2 separate regions of the Homo sapiens genome follow, and region 2 is linked to region 1. A link is an interaction called in ENCODE POLR2A ChIA-PET data of the cell type or tissue named here. Cell type or tissue: A673. All regions are shown on one strand. Each heading gives the region's core, and the rest is flanking DNA. Links, peaks and the distances in the headings are about the cores only. Region 1 overlaps GALNT7 (polypeptide N-acetylgalactosaminyltransferase 7). Region 2 has its middle 120 kb from the start of GALNT7.

Region 1 (11,074 bases), core at 4,451-6,950:
GCCTGCCTTGGTTTCCCAAAGTGCTGGGATTACAGGCGTGAGCCACTGCACCTGCCCAGTTCTTTGTTAATGAAAGCCTGTGTACCTGGAAGTCAAAGGTATACTTTGCATAGCCATTTCAAAACTTGTCTTAGGTATTTTCTAAAATGTTTGTCTCATTGGATATAGGTTTTGATTGTGCTTACTTGAGAAGACTTAAATCTTTACCCTTCTCCTGGTAGTTTTCTTCTGGCAGTTCAGTATTTTGCCATGCAATTTTTATTAGACAATTTGATCATTGTGTTTCTTATTGCCTAATCCAACAGATTTAATCTTTTAATCTCAAATACAGCAAGGTGTGCTGTGCCTTTACAGTCTGTTTGCAGAGTTTTACATCTTCGTTTGAAAGGAAGTGTTTAAACACCCCTGTTCAAAAATCTGCTAGTTCTTGCCAGGATGATTTAAAATGAATTTTAAAAATCCATTAGATTTTTGGCAAATAAGCTCTCAATTATGGTACAGAATAAATGACTACAAAGTGCTTTTTAGAGTAATGGAATAGAAATGACTGAAATTTTATTACTTTACACATGCAGATTTTTCTACTGTGGTAGATGTTCTTAAACTAAAAGATTACTGTCAAGATTGGAAATTTTTATCACTTAAAATATATAATTATATTTGAACATTTAAGCAGAAGATTGCTGGAATGGGGATATACAGGCCTGCAGTTTCGTTAACTGTTGCTCCCTGTGTGATGGCCTCAGAGGAAATTCTAAGTCCAGTGTTCGTCAAAGAGGCTGGAGAATGTTTCCCTTTTAGTGATCAGTGAAAATAAATTTGCTTACAGTCCAGGGAGATCATGGTAGTAGAGAAAAAAATACTTTAGTAAATAATTTTCTAAAATTCTCTATTCTAAAAATATACTAAGAAAGGATGATTTTTAAATACCTTGGTATTTTAAAGAAATACATTTTCTGTATGAAATTAAGATAACTCTATTCCTCTTCTTATAGCTAACATTTAGACTCTAAATCATGGCACATGTAACACTTCTATTTTAAAATAAATGTAGGGTACGTGAAAGCACAGTTGTTAACTTTGAAAATTTTGAAGAGTGGAATCACCTACAGACATAATAAAGCTGAAAATACCATGGCTTTTCCCAGGTCCTGCTGTTTGCTTAGCCTGAGAAAGGAACTGCCGGTATCATCCAAGTATTGGTCAAAATACATATATACTGTATGGTCATTCTCATATTATTTTTCCCAGTGTCCTATTTGAAAATCTGAGGAAGGTTTTAATGAATGCGGCTTCGTCTTACTTTCCATTAATTATGACTGCAAGAAGAGTACAGCCACTCTTGTTTGATCAGCCTATACACTATGACTAAATGGAAAGTGAATCACAGCCAGAGAGTCTAATAGTTTCACAGTGGTAAAATCATGTTTTGTAAGAAGCAGTTATCATCCTTGACCACCGCTCTGTTAACTGGTAACAGTAAGATAAAAGTAAATGTTAAAATCTTTCTTATATGTTGGCAAAAATCACTTCCTAAAGATAAATGAATGGCTTGAAACATTTATTCTTATTTGCAACTACTTCTTTAGCTTAAGTGACAGGTACTTATGTTTAAAAATAACATGTCTTGTGTAATGATTTATGATTCTGCATTTATAAATGCAGAAAGAATAACTAAAAGGAAGTTGTAAGTGTCAGTTAAGGAATAGATGCTTTTTTAAATATAGAAAATTAGAAAACTTAAGGTAAGAGCAAAAGTAATATACATTTGTTCAGTATTTTTGTTTTCTGGTGAATTGAGATACTTTTCCTACTATTCCTTTAATTCTTTTTAAAAATAACTACAATCTATTTTTTTCTCCCTTGGAACAGTGGATTCCTTTCTCTGATTATGAGGCCTGGAATTTGAGTGATTCATTGGTCAGTTTCTTTTGGGTTCCAGTGGGTGCTAAAAGTAAGAATGATTATTTTAAGGATAAAAAATGTCAGTTGTATATTTTATTGACTGCAGGTAGCTAGAAAAAGTAAACTTGCCATGTGGGCACACAGCGTGTTGCCTCTGAATGATGAGGCAAGCAGGTTACTCATAATACACACACACACACACACACACACACACACACACAGCGTGTTGCCCCGAATGATGAGGCTAGCAGGTTACTCTTAATACACACACACACACACACACACACACAGACACAACAGCGTGTTGCCTCTGAATGATGAGGCTAGTAGGTTACTCATAATACACACACACACACACACACACACACAGCTTTTTCTCTATGTACCTGATTCTTTTAAATTAAAGATAACCAAACCTTTGAATGATGAGGCTAGCAGGTTACTCATAATACACACACACACACACACACACTCTGCTTTTTCTCTATGTACCTGATACTTTTAAATTAAAGATAACCAAACCTTTGAATGGTGAGGCTAGCAGGTTACTCATAATCCACACACATAAACACACACACACACACACACACACACACACACACACACACACACACACTGCTTTTTCTCTGTGTACCTGATACTTTTTAATTAAAGGTAAAAGGTAACCGAACCTTTAACTCTTGAGCCAGTGATAATGAGAAAATAAAATTTCATTTCTAAAATTAGAGATAATGGAACTTAAAAAAAATGTGTTCTCTGTGTCATCTCTGTGCACCCCCTCCCACTATTCCTCTCACACGCTGCACTTTTTTTTTTTTTTTAAAGCTGCATTAATAGGCTGTTATATCCTTTGAAATACCACAGGTCTTGAGAGGGATGAATGATGAAATGTAAAGATCAGTGATTGAGCAGGAATGGGAGAAAGATTAGGGATTGGGTTTTCTGGCACAAGGCTCCTTTCTGTCAAAGGACTGCAAATTTTCCTGGGTTGACGTGGGCTTAATTTTTTTTTTTTCCCCAAGGCAGAAGAATTTTTCTTAGTACAGAACAAAATGGAGTCTCCTATGTCTACTTCTTTCTACACAGACACAGTAACAATCTGATCTCTCTTTCTTTTCCCCACATTTCCCCCTTTTCTATTCGACAAAACCGCCATCGTCATCATGGCCCGTTCTCAATGAGCTGTTGGGTACACCTCCCAGACGGGGCGGCCGGGCAGAAGCGCCCCCCCACCTCCCAGACGGGGCGGCGGCCGGGCGGGGTCTGCCCCCCACCTCCCGGACGGGGCGGCTGGCCTGGCAGGGACTGCCCCCCACCTCCCTGACGGCGCGGCTGGCCGGGCGGGGACTGTCCCCCACCTCCCAGACGGGGCGGCTGCCGGGCGGAGACGCTCATCACTTCCCAGACGGGGCGGCTGCCGGGTGGAGGGGCTCCTCACTTCTCAGACGGGGCGGCCAGGCAGAGACGCTCCTCACCTCCCAGACGGGGTCGCGGCCGGGCAGAGGCGCTCTTCACATCTCAGACGGGTCGGTGGGGCAGAGGCGCTCCCCACATTCCAGACGATGGGCGGCCGGGCAGAGACGCTCCTCACTTCCTAGACAGGATGAGGGTCGGGAAGAGGCTCTCCTCACTTCCCAGACTGGGCGGCGGGGCAGAGGGGCTCCTCACATCCCAGACGATGGGCGGCCAGGCAGAGACGCTCCTCACTTCCTAGACGGGGTGGCGGCCGGGCAGAGGCTGCAATCTCGGCACTTTGGGAGGCCAAGGCAGGCGGCTGGGAGGTGGAGGTTGTAGCGAGCCGAGATCACGCCACTGCACTCCAGCCTGGGCAACATTGAGCACTGAGTGAGCGAGACTCCGTCTGCAATCCCTGCACCTAGGGAGGCTGAGGCTGGCAGATCACTCGCGGTCAGGAGCTGGAGACCAGCCCGACCAACACGGCGAAACCCCGTCTCCACCAAGAAATATGAAAACCAGTCAGGCATGGTGGCGCCCGCCTGCAATCCCAGGCACTCGGCAGGCTGAGGCAGGAGAATCAGGCAGGGAGATTGCAGTGGGTCGAGATGGCGGCAGTACAGTCCAGCCTCGGCTCGGCATCAGAGGGAGACCAGGGAGAGGGAGCTCGGCATCAGAGGGAGACCAGGGAGAGGGAGAGGGAGGGGGAGGGGGAGGGGGAGAAGTGGGCTTAATTTAAAATTGCCTTATATATGCAGTGATGAAAATCAAATCAAATTTAAATTACTATATGGAACAACTTCCTGATAATGTAAAAAAAAAACTGATTTAGGAGAGGGTTTTCGGTACTTTGAAATATTAATATTATGAAAGTTGAACACTGATGTTTCAATCTGCTTCACTCCATCCCCATTACTTCTTGTCAGCTGTCTATGAGCATTGGGCCACTTGCCACAGTTTTACATGATAACCATATTTAAGTGGTAAAAAAGATCAGAACATATACAGTGCCTTCTTAAGTCAGGTTCCTGATTTATTTCTGGTACTATCCATTTAGATACATATTAATTTACCTAATTTCTTAAATCCATGGACCAGTACTGATATTCCTGTTTGTCTTTATTTAGGATTTTACATGTGTACGTTAAAAAATACATTGGTAACAGCTGACTGACAACCAAAAAAGTAAAAAAGCAAAACAAAAATCACCGTGCTTTGACAGGTTTGTCATGAAGCAAAATGCATGAGAAATTTGATCTGTTTCAGTTTGCTTGTTATCAGTCAGAAATCACCTTTGCTTTGCCCAGAGAAGACTCAGGTTCACTGAATTCTCTTCACCACTCCGTGAAAGTGTGTAGCAGCATGGACAGCCCATGTTATGTACAGAGTAAATGGTGCACTGGGTGGCATGTGGAATCTTGAAAGGACAGTGTCTCTTAGATGCTTAACTTACTACTGGGAGTGAAGAAGATCAATGAATCTCAAAAAAAAAAAAAAGTGGAAAAATTCCTTTTGGGGAAAAGAAGCTAGTATAATTTAGGGTTTTAATTACTATCATACTTGATTGAGAGAAATCCCTTACTCTTAAAATAATACAGGTACTGCATTTCTTATTTTATAATACTGCTTAAATGCTTCCTGTCCTAGGCAGTATAATGAATTAAAATGTAGTAGATATTTAGCACAAGCAAAAAGGACTTACAGTTTAGGAATACTAAATTCAGAACTCTGTATTGTAACAAGTTACCAGGAAGTAGTGGGGGTTAAATCTGTGCTGCTGGGAAAGTGTGTTTTGTTTTGTTTTTTTAATTTCCTTGTATACATCTTAGAGTCTGCAGTTTGTATGAACCGTGTGCTAGTCAAGAAAGAGATAAATAAGCATTATTTAGGTTCAAGAGATTTAGCAATCTTATGGTTTTGGGATAAGCTGCTATCCTAGTGATGTTTTCTTGTCACTGTCTCACTGAGATTTTGAAAAACTCAAACACATCCTTAATCAATTTGAAAGATTCCTAGGGAAATTACATTCAACTTGATTATGGTATTCCTTATGAGAGCTTGGGCATAGGGCAAGGAGAGTGAACTTTAAGGTGTAGGAAGAAGATAAGTATGTGCCACATAAAAGGAGGAGGGGCCTGCTATATAGTACAAGGTCATGGCTTAAGCCAATCATTTGTCATGGGGTTGGGGAGTCTGAAGGATGAGTGGGTCTATTTTAAAAAAAAATTGCGTTGATAACCATGAACATTAATCCTTATGAATACTAAATGTTCTAGAGAAATTATATTGATGTGTAATTTTCCTTATTGTGAAACATATAGCTCCCCAAGGACAAGGTGGCAGCTGGCGGATTAAAAATAAAAGCTGACATCATTATATAGTAAAAGTACACATGGACTCTGACATGGGTTAAAATGCTGGTGCAATCACTGTTAATAGCGTTAGTGAGTTTCGCTGAGTGATTTACTTTCTGAGAGCTTCCTTTTCCTCATCTGTAAAGTAGACATAAAATCAACTTCATAGCAATGTTCTTGTGCTTCCTTTAGATACGTTTATCAGAGCTTCTATGGCTGGGTTTAACTTGCACTTTTATACATACTGTTTTTCCTTCCTTCTGTTCCTTCTTCTTGGATGAGCACCATAATTTGTACATAGTTTCAAGAGTGCTTTAAAAATGAAAATACTTAAGTTCTGCAAACTTATTATGAATTCATTATTTTGAATTGTAAGTGAAGGAGGGCTGAATATTGTCTTTTCTCCTGGACTTTTAGACTTTTGCCTTAAAAGTTATATCCTTAAATGAACAGTGTTCTCAAATGGGGAAAGAGGAAAATATTATTGTTTACTTACTTTTTTTTTTTTGAGATGGAGTCTTGCTCTGTCACCAGGCTGGAGTGCTGTGGTGCAATCTTGGCTCACTGCAACCTCCAACTCCCTGGGTCTCCTGCCTTACTCTCACGAGTAGCTGGCATTACAGGTGCATACCACCATGCCCAGCTAATTTTTTAATATTTTTAGTAGAGACGGATGTTGGCCAGGATGGTCTCGATCTCCTGACCTCGTGATCCACCCGCCTCGGCCGCCCAAAGTGCTGGAATTACAGGTGTGAGCCACCGCACCCGGCCTACTTACTTTTAAAATACATTTACATTAAGAAAAAAAGAATGTATGTTCATTGTAGAAAATATTACAAAGTTAAAGCAAGTAAGAAACAAAATTATCTACAACCCATCCTATCCAAAGATAATTATCATTAGCTATTGGTGTATTTCTTGCCTAAATATATGTACTATACATAGACATAGTCCACAGTATAAATAAACTCTGTGGATTGCTTTTTTAATTTCACTGTAGAAATATTTTAATTGTTGTTAGGATATGTATAGATTTGTAATTTTTTTTAACCATCTGGTCATTTTAGTATTGAGATGGTTTGAGGAAAGAGGACATTAGAAAAAAAAAAAAAACCTGTGTACTGGGAATTACAGATCTGAAATTGTCATATACACCACATTTGCAAAATTTTTTCACCTGCCCTTGAAAAAAACCAAGGCATGATTTTGAATTTTATAAGATGGTCTATTAAGATTGCTGAAACTTGGAGTGCTTTCTGGCAAAACCAGCAATTAAATGAAGAGAAACAGAAGCCATCACTAGAAGAGCAACTATTTTGTGGCAGTTACTTGTTTCACTATCTCTTCCCTGTTCTTTACCCCAACATAGTTCATAACTTAAAGTTGTGGACTTTAAAGCACTCTAAGGCTTTTAAACTTCTGCCTAGTGAGTTAGTATTAAGAAATTTAAGTCAGTGCCATGGGGTTAAATATGAGGTTTAATAAAAATATTGGTTTCTTAATTTTGTTTATTAGTCTTACTCCTATAGTCTGTGTGTCGTGAAGCATAATTTCTCTTTTCTTTCTCCTGATGCAACTCAGCCACTCCAGGATTTTCTCATTTTCCTTCATATTATGAATATGTAAAAATTAAAACAAATACCTTTTCTTTTAGTCATTGCATAGTTGGACTACACTTATTTCACTCTGAGGTGATAGGGCTCTTCTTTTCTATGTCTTTGCATCTTAAATACATACAGACATTATGCATTTATTTATACTTATATACTAATACAACAGGTCAGCACAGTCACTCCTCACCCATGTGGGGAGCCAAAATTCTAGTCTGAAAATTGAGCATCAAATACTAATAAGTAACTTATACTGAACTCTTAGGTATGTTTACATTCTTAATTTAATCTTCTGACATTTTACAGTTGAGGAAATTTGTGGCTTAGAGAAGTTAAATTACCTTGCCCAAGGTCACTTGGTCTTCTAGGTAACAACTAGAGTTCAAACCTAGGCTGACTGCAGAGCCTACCTTTTCAGGTGGGATTCAGTACCACCAAGTAGCACTTTCTGAACTGTGTTCTATGAACCAAGGTGTATTATCAGGCATTACTTTAAACAGGGGTTTTGGGCCAGTAAGGTTGATAAGTGTTGCATATTGTATCACCCCCTCAGAGATTTCACGGCATACATTGGTACGTTAAAAGCTTTGAAAAGTACTATAGAAAAGAAACTTCAGCATTTTAGCATATCTTTCACAAACTGACCTGGTCACTGATCCAGTTTTTAAAGAACATCCAGTTTTCTTTAAAGAACTTTAGTGTCCTGAGAGAAGAGAAAGCGCTGTGGACAGATGGACCTGTCTTCAGGGGAGGAATCTGGCTGCCTCTGCTCGCTGAATTCTGCCTTGAGGCCTTCCTTTCATGTTCATGTGCAGCATGGTATCATCCAGCTGTGTAAATCTTACCATCCTTCAAGATCAGTTCAGGATCTACCTGTTCTCTGAAGATTTTCCTGACCACTTGAGTCCATACCGATATATCTGACCTCAGCAAAGTTCCTGATTATGATTGATGGTAATGCTCTTTAGCACGTGGCTGTTTCCCCAGTTGGTTCCTAAACTCCTCAAAAGCAGACACACCCTACTTTATATTATTCCCCTGTCCGCTGCTGAGTAGCCCCTGGCCTTACTGCCCTCGAGGGAGAGGTTAAAGTGTTCCAGTGGTTTTTGTTTGGTTTACAAATACTCTTCGTCTCCCTGGTCTTGAACCCCGGTTGAGACCTGCAGTTCATTCTCAATCCTCAAACTTGAGGTGCTCATGTGATCATCTTACACTCATATCAGCACTTATGCTCCCCATATTGTTTTCCATCTGAACACCTCTCACTGATCTTGCGGTTATTTATCAAAAAAGATTTCTGTTTACAGTGTATTTCACAATTAAAAATTCTACTGATAGTTAAAATAGGTTTCCTAGAACAACCCCTGCTTGGCAGTCACCTCCATCTTGCTACATTGCCACAGAGCCTGATGAATCTGCTAAGTATTTATGTTTAGGAATTTCTTTTATGCAGGAAACCCCAACGTTAAGTGGTTCCTTGACTCCAGTTATGAGTCAAATGGTTTTAAGTATAACCCATATTAGATTTCTATTCATACAGAAATAGATGTCCAGTGTATGAATTATGTTTCAGTTATCGGAAACTCATTTCATATCATGGAAATATCAAAATAGTTCCTCCAAATCAAATATACTTCCAAGAACATTTTGCAAGCACTAGAGCCATATTGTGTCTATTAGTTGGATAAATTTTTCTGCATAGGCAAGATTGAATGAAGTGCTTTAAAATTAAATTAGTCTAATAAAAGTATGCACCGAAAACACCACCTTTTCTTTTGGCAACTCCCTGCAGTAGTCATGGATATTCTTCCCTTGCTCCGAGGGAATTCTGTGTACAAAATTAACATTATCTATCTTCAACATTTTTACTCCATATTCAGTGTTCATGAATGGCTCTGGAAGTCTTTGAATGGTACCTGCTGGGAAACATTATTTCTACCACTATCCCAATCTTATGGAAATACATGAAGGCTGAACAATAGATTCAACTCTCAGTTGATTCTGTTGACTCTGTGTGAACTTTAAGGGATAGTAAATATTTGAAGTTTATGTTAATTAAAATATAGATTTGGCTACTATAACAGCAATCCAAAATGTTAGTTTTTTTTTTTTTCTCTTACATAAATACCCAAACTGATAATGGCAAAATAGACTTCATAGTCTTTTATGGTACTGTTAGGGATCCATGCCCCTTCTCTCTTGTTACTCTGTCATTCCTGGAGAGTTGCTTTAGACTTCATAGTCTTTTATGGTACTGTTAGGGATCCATGCCCTTCTCTCTTGTTACTCTGTCATTCCTGGAGAGTTGCTTTCATCTACGTGGTCTGAGATTTTACTACCATGTCCACATTGCAGCAGTAGGAAGGAAGGAAACAGAAGGGATTTGCTTCTTCACCTGTACGTGTCACTTTCAGTATCTTTATTCTAGGTAGCCATGTGCATAGCTAAAAATGGTTTTAGTGAGTGGGTAACTAATGAGATAGAAAGGGAGAAAGGATATTGGGAGGAATCGTAGTCTTTGCTACAAGGTAATACCGTATAATTTTTTAAATGATAAAGTTGTATAAGTAAGGGTCAAAAGTCACTTGTAGCTAACTTTCATTAGTTCCACCTTTTCCTTGCCTAGCACAGTTAGCATGGTCTTGGTATCTAGTGTAAATCTGATCTTATCCAAACATGAATTTGTTACTTTTTATATTACTTGGTTAACTGTTGATTTCAAGTCTCTTTTCAGACTTGTCTCCCAAGTTCACATGAATAGGGCCAGGCTTTAAGTTTTTTTTAATGCGTTCATTATTACCAAGCAGTGCTTTTTAACACTAGTGTTCAGTAAGTTTATTGAACATTGGGTTATGATGATTTATTGAAATTCTACATTTATTGCTTTGCTTGGTTGTTAATAGAGTCAATGTCTCTTGTCTTTTTTCTGCCAACTGGAATAATCCCTACTCCACGTATGTGAGCTATATCCTGTATCAGAAATGTAGAGGAGGCGTGGAATTGGCAAAGATTTGTTACCAAAAATCACTATCAGACCCCATTGCTGTTGGCAGTCAGGGAACCATGGAAAAGATTATGGGTCATGGAAGGTTATAAGCAAAAGTCTGTGGATTTGCATAGCAGCATTGAGAGGTAGGTCTTACAATGGGCAGGTTGTATTGGAGGACTGAAAAAAAAAAAATGGAAATATTAAGGAAACACACAGATAGTGATTCCAAGAAGAACTAGCACCAATAGGGCTAAGGCAATAAAAGGAAGAGGTTGGGATTATCAAAATTTGGAAGCTCACAAAAGCGCCTGGCAAGTTGGGGTTCAGATCTCTGGGGATGGGATGGGGGGGGTACTTGGCTGGCTGGCTGCCTGTTGTGTCTCTAGAAAATAATGGGGCTGGTTTGGGGAGTAGGAGTAGGCTTGAATAAATGCTGAGACCACTCCAATTACTATGGTGAGTTGCCTTTAAGCAGCGAGCAAAAGGATGTAAGTCTCTTCCGCCAGCCCTTCTGCTTCTGTCTAGTGTCCCCTGTTTGGTAAATCCTAATGGGAAGGCTGTTGGCAAGAAATTTTTGCTAAGTTCTAGAGCCAGATTCACAAAGCAAAATATAGAAAGGTGGGTTTGGAACTGAAAGATAATAATCACTGGCACAGTAGTGGATATAAAGTCTTCCTTTGGCAAGTTCAGCTGGAAGATATTGTGCCAAACAGTACTGTGACAGAAATTAGAGATGGATCTGGGCCAGATGGTATGTACAA
Region 2 (11,074 bases), core at 5,095-7,594, 130 kb before region 1:
GGAGAATCATTTGAACCCAGGAGGCAGAGGTTGCAGTGAGCCGAGATCGTGCCACTGCATTCCAGCCTGGCGACAGAGCAAGACTCTGTCTCAAAAAAATAATAATAATAAATAAAAATAAATTGGACAGTAGAGTACTGACCTACCCTTTTATCAGAATGGGAGGAAAAATCATAATCTGGCCTTGGAAATTGCTACTTCTCCATCATAAGACATGGTTTTGCCAGAATAATTAATTTTTAAAATCTTTTTTATGTATTTACAAAGAAAAAGCTGTGCTTTAAAGCAATCATGAACTAAACATAGGACTTACACTTTTTTCAAGGCTGGATTAATACCCTGGCAATAGCAATGTATTGGCTTCTATGTCCACTGGTATTTACTTAAAAACATTAATATGATCACATAACTGTTTTTAAAAGTATTCACTATATCAGAAGCTTCAGGGAGTAATGCAAGTTCCAGAATTGCTTTATGAATTGATAACCTAAAACTTTATGCAATAAATGAATAACAGAAAATGAAAATGGACCTACAAGCAATGAAAGAGTGTGTTAGGCCCGTTCTTCTCATGTTTCTTGGAAAACATGAAACCCATGCCAACACTTGACATCATTTCCTTTAGGAGCAATGTTTTAAAAGAAGCCAAATATAAATAAGTAAATACCTATTAATATTTTGTGCTTCTTCCTCTCAGATGAAAAACTTTTATTTCTATCTTTTTATAAATATCTCCATAAGGAAATAGTAAAAAAGAATGCTTTCTTGGAAAAATAAGCTCTATGAAGTTTATGGCTGACCTATCAAAAGAGTTAGCGCCCCAGGCGCAGTGGCTCACACCTATAATCCCAGCACTGTGGGAAGCCAAGGTGGGAGGATCACTTGAGCCCAGGAGTTCAAGATCAGCCTGGGCAACATAATGAAACCTCGCCTCTACAAAAAATAAAAAAAATTAGCTGGGTGTCATAACACATGCCTATAATCCCAGCTACTGGGGAGGCTGAGGCGGGAGGATCACTTGAGCCCAGGAGGTTGAGGCTGCAGTGAGCCATGATCGCACCACTGCACTCCAGCCTAGGTGACAGTGAGATCCTGTCTTTAAAAAAAAAAAAAAAAATTCAATCACACTTTGATTACAAAGCTGGCTATCCAGCAGTCATAGAGGGCCACACCTGCCACTGTGGGACATTCTTGGCCCAGGATATCACACACCTAAGGACTCAGAAGAAAGTTGATGATAAGGCTATGCCAGATGTGCCTTTGACTTCTTGTCTTACTGCAGAATCTCCCCCAGAACTAGGCAGTTCACCTGACCCTCCCCTGAAGAAGAGTGCTAGGTTATATTTTTTCAGAATTTAGAATCATCCTAACAATATGACATTGTGAACATTGATTTATCCCTAAAAACTCATTTAGTAAAATGTCTTTAGGCTTGTTACCCTGGCAGGATTATGAGGCTGCAACGCGCTTCCATAAACACATGCTGGAGATATGCTGGAAATAAAGCATTTCTTATAAATCATGAGAAAGAATGCCTCAAAGGGAAAATATTTTTAAGTGATTCCCTATGATTCTGGGAGTACATATAAATGGAGATAAGTAAATTGTATCTCTCAACATGGGGCATGCTTCATTCTCTCCCTTCACCTCATCGACCAGTCCTGCTCCTGCCATCATTCCTCTCAGATGACACCACCAACTGTAATTACTCTCCATGTGTGAAACGGTGGCCGAGGACACTGAAGCGTGACAAGTGGCCAGTCTTTCCCACACTGCCGACATTGGAAGATTGCTCTTTGATTTATGTCTATAGCCTTTGCTTGCAGAACTGGGAGCTGTTTGCAACTCTATTTGGTAGACTTGACATTGACCTGAAGCTTTTATTCATAGTCACTCATCTCTGAGCTTGACATACCAGACTGGTGTGTCTGGTACTGCAGCCTCTTGGCAGACAACAGCTCAGGCACATGTTTGATGCTTCACTTCAGAGAAACCTGGAAACATTTCTTCCATCCCTGCTGCCTGAAGTTGCCTGCTTCTTCCCAAAGCACAATAGCTTCCTGGGCTTTCCACAGGCCTCTGCTGTCCTTCTTTGCTCATTTCAACGTGGTTCTCCAACTGACCTCAGTACAGAAAGGCTGGTTATATTTCAGAATCTTTTTGTCGATGAGTTTATTCTGACTTTACTCACCTTGAGGGGGCTATTCATAACTAAACAGCTTAGGTGCTGGGTTTACCTATGTTACTTTATGCGTATGATTTTTGTCCTGTGTGATTTTTAATAATGCCCCTTTTACTGTTTTTTTAAATTTTTACTTTTATTATTTTTGAGAGGGAGTCTTGCTCTGTCACGCAGGCTGGAGAGAAGTGGTGCAATCTTGGCTGACTGCAGCCTCTGCCTCCCAGGTTCAAGCAATTCTTGTGCCTCAGCCTCCCGAGTAGCTGGAATTACAGGCATGTGCCACCACACTTCACTAATTTTTATATTTTTAGTAGAGACATGGTCTCACCATGTTGACCAGGCTAGTCTCGAATTCCTGACCCCAAGTGATCCACCTACCTTGGCCTCCCAAAGTGCTGGGATTACAGACCTGAGTCACTGCATGCCAGCCTGTTTTTATTTTTTAGAGACAGGGTCTTGCTCTGTCGCCCAGGCTGGAGTGCAGTGGTGCAATCTTAGTTCACTGCAACCTCAAACTCCAGGGCTCGGGTGATCTTCTCGCCTTGGCTTCCCAAAGTGCTGGGGTTACAGGTGCGCACCACCATGCCTGGCCCCTTTTACTCTTAAAAGTGTTCTAGTTTCAGTAACGAATTAAATACTCACCCTATTTATAATCCACGTGCCTGTTTATAATTCCTGTAGGAAAGAAAATGTATTTTGCTTATTAAGGCTTACAGTCTACAAGAAATCAACTCGACTTATTCCTTCCCTTCAAACAGGACCAGACCAAAATCAGCTTCTTGATGACTGTGTATTGCATTCACACGGGTCTTTACAAGTTACTTAATGAAAGCTTTGTAATCAAGAGTTCTATATCCACCTAAATCTCTTTGCTGAATGAAGTCTAATTTAAATGATTTTTTCATAATTTAAAAAATTTATTTGAAATCAATGCAGTCATTTTATATTTTTTCAAGCTCAAAACAGTAGATCGCCAACATGGCCTATTAACCACACTATTAATTCTCAATATTATGGTAAGGTGTAGATAGATAGATGATAGATAGATAGATAGATAGATAGATGGTAGATAGATGATGGGTGGACATGCTATTTGCATTATTGCTTTTGTTTTTCTAAGCAATTTTATATGTATTATCTCACTCCACACTTATAACAATCTCTGGTGTAGATAATATTATAATCCTCATGAAAAAAACTGAAGGACTCAGAGTTAAGGGGCTTGCAAGGGGCTAGCAAGTTAACAGCAGAATCAGGACTAGATAGATTCAGGCCTTCTAATATGTAGACCTCTGTTCCTTCCATTCTCCATGGTAGTTTATACCTCACTACAGGGTCATTCACCCAGAGCAAAGCCCATATGAGTTGTATGGAGGTACCTCAAAATAGCAAGATCACTCATTCCTTAGGGACTTCTGTTTTTAACCCCTTAATTATGTTTGTTCTTCTCTGTACCTGTGTGTTTTTGTTGATTTTCCCACAAGCTTATTAAAGTAAGAACTGAATCCAGGATTAGTCCTTCTTAATGAGATTTCTAAGGTACTTTTAAGAAAAGAAGTGATCTATTAAAGCTATTTGCATAGCTCTAGATGACAAATCCAAAAGCAAATACTGTGTTCTTGGTAATTATCAATGGGTTCAGTCCTCAGGGAGAGGAAAACAGTCATTAAGCAAAGAATTTGCACTCACTTCGCAGTAAGACTCCAAGCTGACCTTCTTTTAATAGTCTTATTTCTGAAAAGTTGTCAGGCACATCTCTTAGCCATCTGAGACTCTCGGTCTGCACTGATGTGAATTCTCTCTGGCAGTTTTTCTCTTCTGAGGGTACAAGTTAAACATGTGTATTACTAGGCATTTTGGTCCGTTTGGGCTGCTTTAACAAAATATCATACACTGGGTAACTTACAGATAATAGGAATGTATTTCTTACAGTTCTGGAGGCTGGGAAGTCCAAGATGGAGGAGCAGGCAGATTCAGTGTCTGCTGAGGCCCCAGTTTCTGGTTTAAATAAAGATCACATCTTCTCACTGTGGCCTCACATAGTGAAAGGGGCAAGGGAGCTCTCAGGGGCCTCTTTCTTAAGGGCACTAATCCCAATTATGAAAGCTCTGCCTTCATGACCTCATCACTTCCTAAAAGGTCTCCCTCCTAATACCATCACTGTGGAGGTCAGGATTTCAATATATAAATTTGGGGGGTAGGGACACAAACATTTAGAATATAGCACCAGGTCTTACCCCAAATCTACTATATCAGAATTTCTGGGTTAGGCCACTAGATACAGAAAATTCTATTATCAAAGAGATAAATAATTGCTTTGTGCCCCAGTTCCTAATTTCCTACCACTAGCAAATCCAAGTTAATTCTCTGACATGGTTGTTCACAAATAAACACTGCAGATGTCTGGAAGAATGATCAGTTGTAATCCGAAGCTATTATAAATTTGCATTGAGAGAAACATGCCTAAGAACATTTTATTTCAAAAATCCTCTGGCTTTTGTTAGGTCAGTGATCATTGAACCTTAGTGTTTAAACACCTGGAGGTAATGTTAAAACACAGATTGCTGGGCCACCCCTTAGTGATGGAAATGAGGCTCAAGAATTTACATTTCCAACATGTTGCTAGATGATGCTGATGCCGATGGTCCACATTTGGACCACATTTGGAGTCCACATTTTGAAAGCTATTGGTTCAGACCAATGGTCTCACCACTTCGAAAATATCTTCTTAAAGATAATTTTGTTAATGTTACATGTGTTTAGAAAGCCTTAGTTATATTTAAGAGGCATCTATTGGAAATGATAAAACCCCAACACACTCAAAATTCAAACAAGCGTTAATTTAATCCAATAAATATTTATAGCTGGAAGAAAGTTTCTCCTATAAATTCTTTAAAGCAGGATCACAGAATTTGAAGACCAAGAATAGGCAGTATTATGGTATCACAGTAAATATCTTTTCAATCACTTAAATTTCTCAATTAAAGTATAACAAATACATCAAGACCCCTACTTGAAGTGCCTGGTATTGAGTCTCACATTAATAATCTGATATTATTGTCCCTTTCTCTAAATTCCTAGTGAACTTCATTCTACTGTAGAATAGAACTGAAAATCAAAAGAAGGCATAGCATGGTGAACTGATTTACTCAATATTGTTTTTCAGTGTATTAGTCCTTCTGCCCCCAAACCATGCTTTTTCTCAAGTTTTGTCTTGGGAAAGGAAACATTAATTTCTGATGGCAAATAACCAGCCAAGATAATTTCAAATACATTGTGTAAATACAGTTGAGCTATGGTTCCCCCCATCTTTGAAAAAATGCTACAAGTTTAATTAAAAGTCTTTTAAGTGTAACAATATCTCACTATGCTCAACTCAGTTCACTAACTTTGTTAGAAAAAAGTTGCAGAAGGTAAGGAAAAGCTTAGAATTTCTGCTGTTTTAACTGTGGTTCTCTCAGATTTGTAACTTTCTTTTCATTGAAAATAAACACTAAGACCTTCTTTAATGGTCATTTCTACCTCATCCTCTGTCTTCAGAAACAAAAGGTAATTTAATTTTTTTCTTTTCAGTTTATTTAAATTTCAGCCTCTAATGGCACACACAGTAAATCCTCCACATTATTTTTTTCCAAATATTTTTCTGTTATTTTTGTGTATACTAAGGATGCATGAAAGAGAATGTATGGGAAAGGGTGTTTCACTTTACTGATGTTTGCTATTCAAATCTCTACCACCCAGAAAATTGTTTGTTATGGAATTTATAGTGTGGTTTTGCACCAATAATCCAAGCCATGTGTTCAGATTTTATGGTGAAAAAAAAAATGCAGCAGATGCAAGATATCCTATTAGGGTCAAAACCTAGACAGTGCATCTCAAATCAAAAGGATAAAATTAGATGATCAGGACTTTCAGTTTTTGTTAAAGATAAAGGGAGTATTGAGGGCCTGTCCAACACTCCCTATTCTAGTAAAGAATGGATGAAAGGAGGTGGGAAAGTGTCTATGGGTGGGATTGGGAGAGAGAAAGAAACAGCCATGCTTTATTGCTTAAGACAATTTTTTTAATGTCCTAGAGGAAGCAGCAGGGAAGTGTCAGAGTGACTGAGATGTCAAAGAAATAATCTCACAAAAGAAATGCTGCATTTGAAGCAAGGAGCCGCTTCTCATTAATGTCTACCCGCTAGCAAATGGTTAGGGTCAGAAACATGTACATTCTCCAAAACTGCCTTCAGTTGGAAGACAAGGATATATATATATGTATATAAAGGAGCTCAAACAAGTATTAAATAACTCTGCAGAGTCAGCCATTGAAATGTTTAAAATAAAACAATCTTTGGGACAATTCATCTGGACAATAAATGCCTCTGCTTGAAAAAGCGTCTGGAGTTGAGGTTCTTTTATTGTGAACGACAGGAAGGACTTAACTGGAGGAAAGCTAATGACCTTGTTTCTACATTCCTCAGACATCAGTCGTCTGCCAGAAAATCGCCTATGAGGTTGAGGCAGTGACGGTTTAAAATGGCCAGGGAGAAAGTCTACAGAGAAAATGAGCTGCAGCTTCAGTGGCAGTTTCTAAAAATGTTGGTGAATATTTCCGCTATGGAGCAAAGCAACACACGTTCCACTATCTGCTACCAGAGCTAAGCCGCTGGCCAAGATGCAAAGCTCTTTGAGAAATTATTCTTTCTGTTTTAAAAAATTCTTTTCTATTTCCATCAACCCCGAGTAAACTTCCTCCAAGAAAGTTAAAACATCAGATGAGTGAAAATCCTTTGGTAGGAAAATCAAAGGATCTTTCTTGTTGGAGTAAAGAGAAATGTTAGAACGGGAAAATCTCCAGTCTTCCCTCATATCGTACTTTGTGTGTCTCTTCTCCCAAACTAGGATAACTGTTTCAGGCAACGTCAGCAGCTTGGTCTTTTGCTCTGAGGGTGCAACATTCTCTCTAGATTTATTTCAATAAATGTTTGTTGAACTCACAAGAGTGAGTTTTTGCATTAGACTAAAAAGTATATGCAGCTAGGGAAAAATGTCTGGTTAGTTGTCAAAAAACGACTGCTACAGTCTTTCTTTCACATTTGAAATTGGACAAATCCTCAATCCCTTTAGACTTTCTTAGGATTGTGTGAAATACGATAATAAACATGAAATTGCTTCATAACTTGCAAAGCAAAATGTAAATGAAAGAGTTTACTATTTAATGAAACCCTGTCCTCCAGCAGCCTATAATCTAGCAAAGTGCTTCTTAGGTAGGGTGGCCATATTATTTATTGTGCAACCAGATAATTTTTTAGAGTGAAATGAGGTGTTACTTGCAATTACAGAGGAAAAGCAGATGAAAATAAGGACCGATTTTCTTCTTAAAGACATTGAACAAAATACTCATGGACAATATGAAATATTAAAATAGAACCCACAGTCAACATGTAGGGGTTCACAAAGTAGGTTTGGGTTTGAGTACTTGGATTACTTATTGAAAAGTCCTAGGCCAGGCATGGTGGCTTATGCCTGTAATCCCAGTACTTTGGGAGGCCAAGGCAGGCAGATCACCTGAGGTCATGTTCGAGACCAGCCTGGCCAACATGGTGAAATTCCGTCTCTACTAAAAATACAAAAATTAGCCCAGGCATGGTAGCGGGCACCTGTAATCCCACCTAGTTGGGAGGCTAAGGCAGGAGAATCACTTGAACCCTGGAGGCAGAGGTTGCAGTGAGTTGAGATCAAACCATTGCACTCCAGCCTGGGCAACAAGAGTGAAATTCTGTCTCAAAAAAAAAGAAAAGAAAAGAAAACGAAAAATCCTTTGAAATAATTTAGGCAACGTGGTTCTATTTTACTGTTTTTAAGTTCGAGCATGAAGCTTTATCTAAAATAAAATTGTTTGCGTGCTGTTATAGCTAGATTATAATATCTAGGCTATTCACTGCTTGAAAATGTCCCTACAACCTGTATTCATCAATCATGTATCAAAATAACATCATAATAACCAGCTTAATTTAGAGTATATAAATAAAAAACATATAAACAAGGTGCTTTACAAAGGAAATACAGTCTTCTACTCTGTTTTGATATGCAACTATATACACTTAATTAAAAAGTAAAGAAAAAGTGAAAGTAGAATTCACAAAACAATTGAATTGTCAAACACCTTCCACAATATTAAAATTGTTATTTTGTAATTTGCTTTATGTATATTGCCAATAAAATTGTGTTTCACTTGATGAATGAGGATTTTGGAAGGAGACTGCTGTCAGGGAATTTAGCAATAAAACAAAGCAGTGAAAAAGATATTAGCTTTTTATTGCTAATTTACTTCCTTGGCTTTGTATTGCACCAGGGGTAATTCCTCTATCAAATGTGGTAATAATGTCTGATAGACTTACCTGATAAATGTGCCCCATCTTCAGAATGTAGGACGAGCTGTGTTTGTTCAATTTTACTGCATCCTGAGACAAATGAAATTGGGGAAAAGCTGCTATGAAATGAAGCTATTTTCTACAGAGTTTGTTCTTGACAAGCTATATTGCAGCCCCAGCCATAATAAAGAGACAATGACTCATCTGGTGTATAGCAAAACAATGAAAATAAACAAACAAAAACAAATATAAAGTTCCTAAATGTTATTCCAGCAATAGACCTGTAAAGAGATATCAGTTAATCTAAAATATGTATATATTAGATGCTTAACATTTTTTGTTGGATGCATGAATGGATAGCAGGAATAATGCCTACTTCAACGCACTACTTTCAATATTTCCCATAATTCAACCTAGAAAATGAAAAGCAGAGAGAGAAAGAGATAGATAAAATAAGAAGAGAGGGAGAATGAGAGAGGAAGAAAAGTAACCGAGAGTAAATGAAAGTCTTCACTCAAAATCATAAGGAATGTATCTTAACTGAATATTTTGATTGATATGATGCATTGTTTTATAATTGCTGCTCCAAGGAAAAAATTGAGGCATGAGGAAAATATACCCCATTGGGCAGTGGGCAGGAAAAAAAAATCTCTGTCAAAGAGCACAAATCTTATTTACAATGGACCTTTAATGACTCTAAGCTGCTTTAACTCCCATGTAGTTCCCCCATTGGAAGAAGATTATAAAAGACTGCTCTCCTCTTTCCCAGCTCACACTGATGTTTTTACCCCATTCAAAATGAGTATGGTAATGGCATTCACTAAGGATTATCAACATTTGAGAAAAATAAAAAAGATCCAATACAAGCTGAGAAGAATACAAATTATCTATGGAGCTTCCATTGATGGAAATGGCAAGTATAGATATTAATATATTACATGAGTCATTCGTGGTAGACATTCATCTTAATGGCTTAGACCTCAATAAAGCTAAGGCAGAGGGACCCATTGTATAATAGTTTTAGGACTCTTCACTGCTAATGGAACAAGCTCTAACCCTTTCCAAAGGAGCCTGGAGCACCAGAATCGCGGAGAGAGAAAAAACAGTGGAAGCTGTGTATGATTTCCCAGTATACTCACATTTATCCACTTATGAGCAGGAATCTGTGATCTGAAAGCTTTCCAGAGTGAAATGATTTCTAAAACTAAGCAACAAGAAATGCATGAAACTGAGAAAGGAGACAAGTCTAAGGTGAACATTGGGCTATAACACAATCATAAAAGGCTTCAGAAATAACTGAAGAAGGCTGACTGTTCTTGACCTATAACTTTACCTCATTTTGCTTGTACTGCTGAATCGCATAAATGGAAAATAAGCAAAAGCAGTGGTTGTTGTAATTACTTTCATAATGGTGACGATTTTGACTTGATGTGAATTAATATTCTTAAACTTCTTCAAGGTACATTGCATTTGGCCAATTCTTCTTATTCTAAATCACCACAAAAGAACAAGGCTTACCATACATCTTAACAAAGCTGGTTTTTGTTTTTGTTTCTAATTCCTAAGGTCATCAACTCTAATTTTACAGAAGTTAAGCTTTGTTCTAATTGGCTATATAATCAGGGGTAAGTAACCTAATTTCTATAATTGAGGGTATTTATTCCTACATTGCACTGTACATTGTTCCTTACAAGTAGAAGACTATGTGATTTTGTAGTAATAATAAAGTCAAAAAGGGTGTCCATGTTAAGCTATGAGAATTCAATCTGGAGAACATGGAGCATATTTTCCCTCACTTGGAGGGCTAGGGTAAGAGTAATTATTGGCAATGTTGGACTGAACAAACAGTACACTCCGTAAAAAATGAGATGGCCAACATTATTAATTGCATAAGATATTGGCTCATTCATTCATCAAACGTTTATTGGTTGACACTAACCATGCAAGTTTACAAAAACCTGCAATACAGCTTCATGGCAAAGCTTTCTCCTATGAAGCTTTTTACATAATAAAATTCAGGGAGAAAAATAGTCAAATGTATACTCAGTAAACCTTGCCAGAAGGCTGAAAATCTGTTTCCCAATTGAAAAACCACAGCCAGATATCATGTATAAAGGAAAGTCATTCATAGTAATCTTACTCTCCCTTTACTATTGTTTTTTAATAGATGACTGAAGATTACTGAGAGAATAAGATAAAAAGAAAAAGACAGAAAATATTGAATATGTTTGAAGTCTTTAACCCTTATAAAATAAAAATATCCAATCATCTTCACTACAGGAAGGAAACTAGGAATATACATCTTTGGGAGTAAAAGACACCTCCCCTTCCTTTTCCTAAATAGTCCCTTCTGGCTCAATTAGCTGATAGAGGAGAGCTATTTCACCCTTGAAATCCTAACAAGGTGGCATGGGAAGGGCAGCAGTGCTCCATTCCTTGTTGGGCCCACCCCTGGATCTTGATCAGGGATTAGGGGTGTCACAGTTAATTCATTCATAACATATAAAGCTCCAAAGTTTCTACATTTTTAACTG

What was found. Peaks named below come from ENCODE experiments on the same cell type or tissue, not always from the same donor. Only the 100,000 strongest peaks of a DNase experiment are listed, where the experiment ranks them.
Region 2: POLR2A ChIA-PET joins it to region 1 with 5 read pairs; 2 of 35 experiments call an interaction of 5 or more read pairs at or near these places.

What each region holds. Positions count from the first base shown.
Region 1 is chr4:173,180,571-173,191,644 of GRCh38, forward strand. All of the region lies in intron 1 of GALNT7 (polypeptide N-acetylgalactosaminyltransferase 7), which reads left to right. Among named protein-coding and RNA genes, the nearest start is that of GALNT7-DT, 16 kb to the left of the region's middle. In A673, for the core only: no CTCF peak of the experiment used is centred there; a DNase peak (open chromatin) is centred at 5,761; H3K4me3 peaks cover 528 bases; H3K27ac peaks cover 1,775 bases.
Region 2 is chr4:173,045,184-173,056,257 of GRCh38, forward strand. No RefSeq gene overlaps it. Among named protein-coding and RNA genes, the nearest start is that of GALNT7, 120 kb to the right of the region's middle. In A673, for the core only: no CTCF peak of the experiment used is centred there; a DNase peak (open chromatin) is centred at 6,628.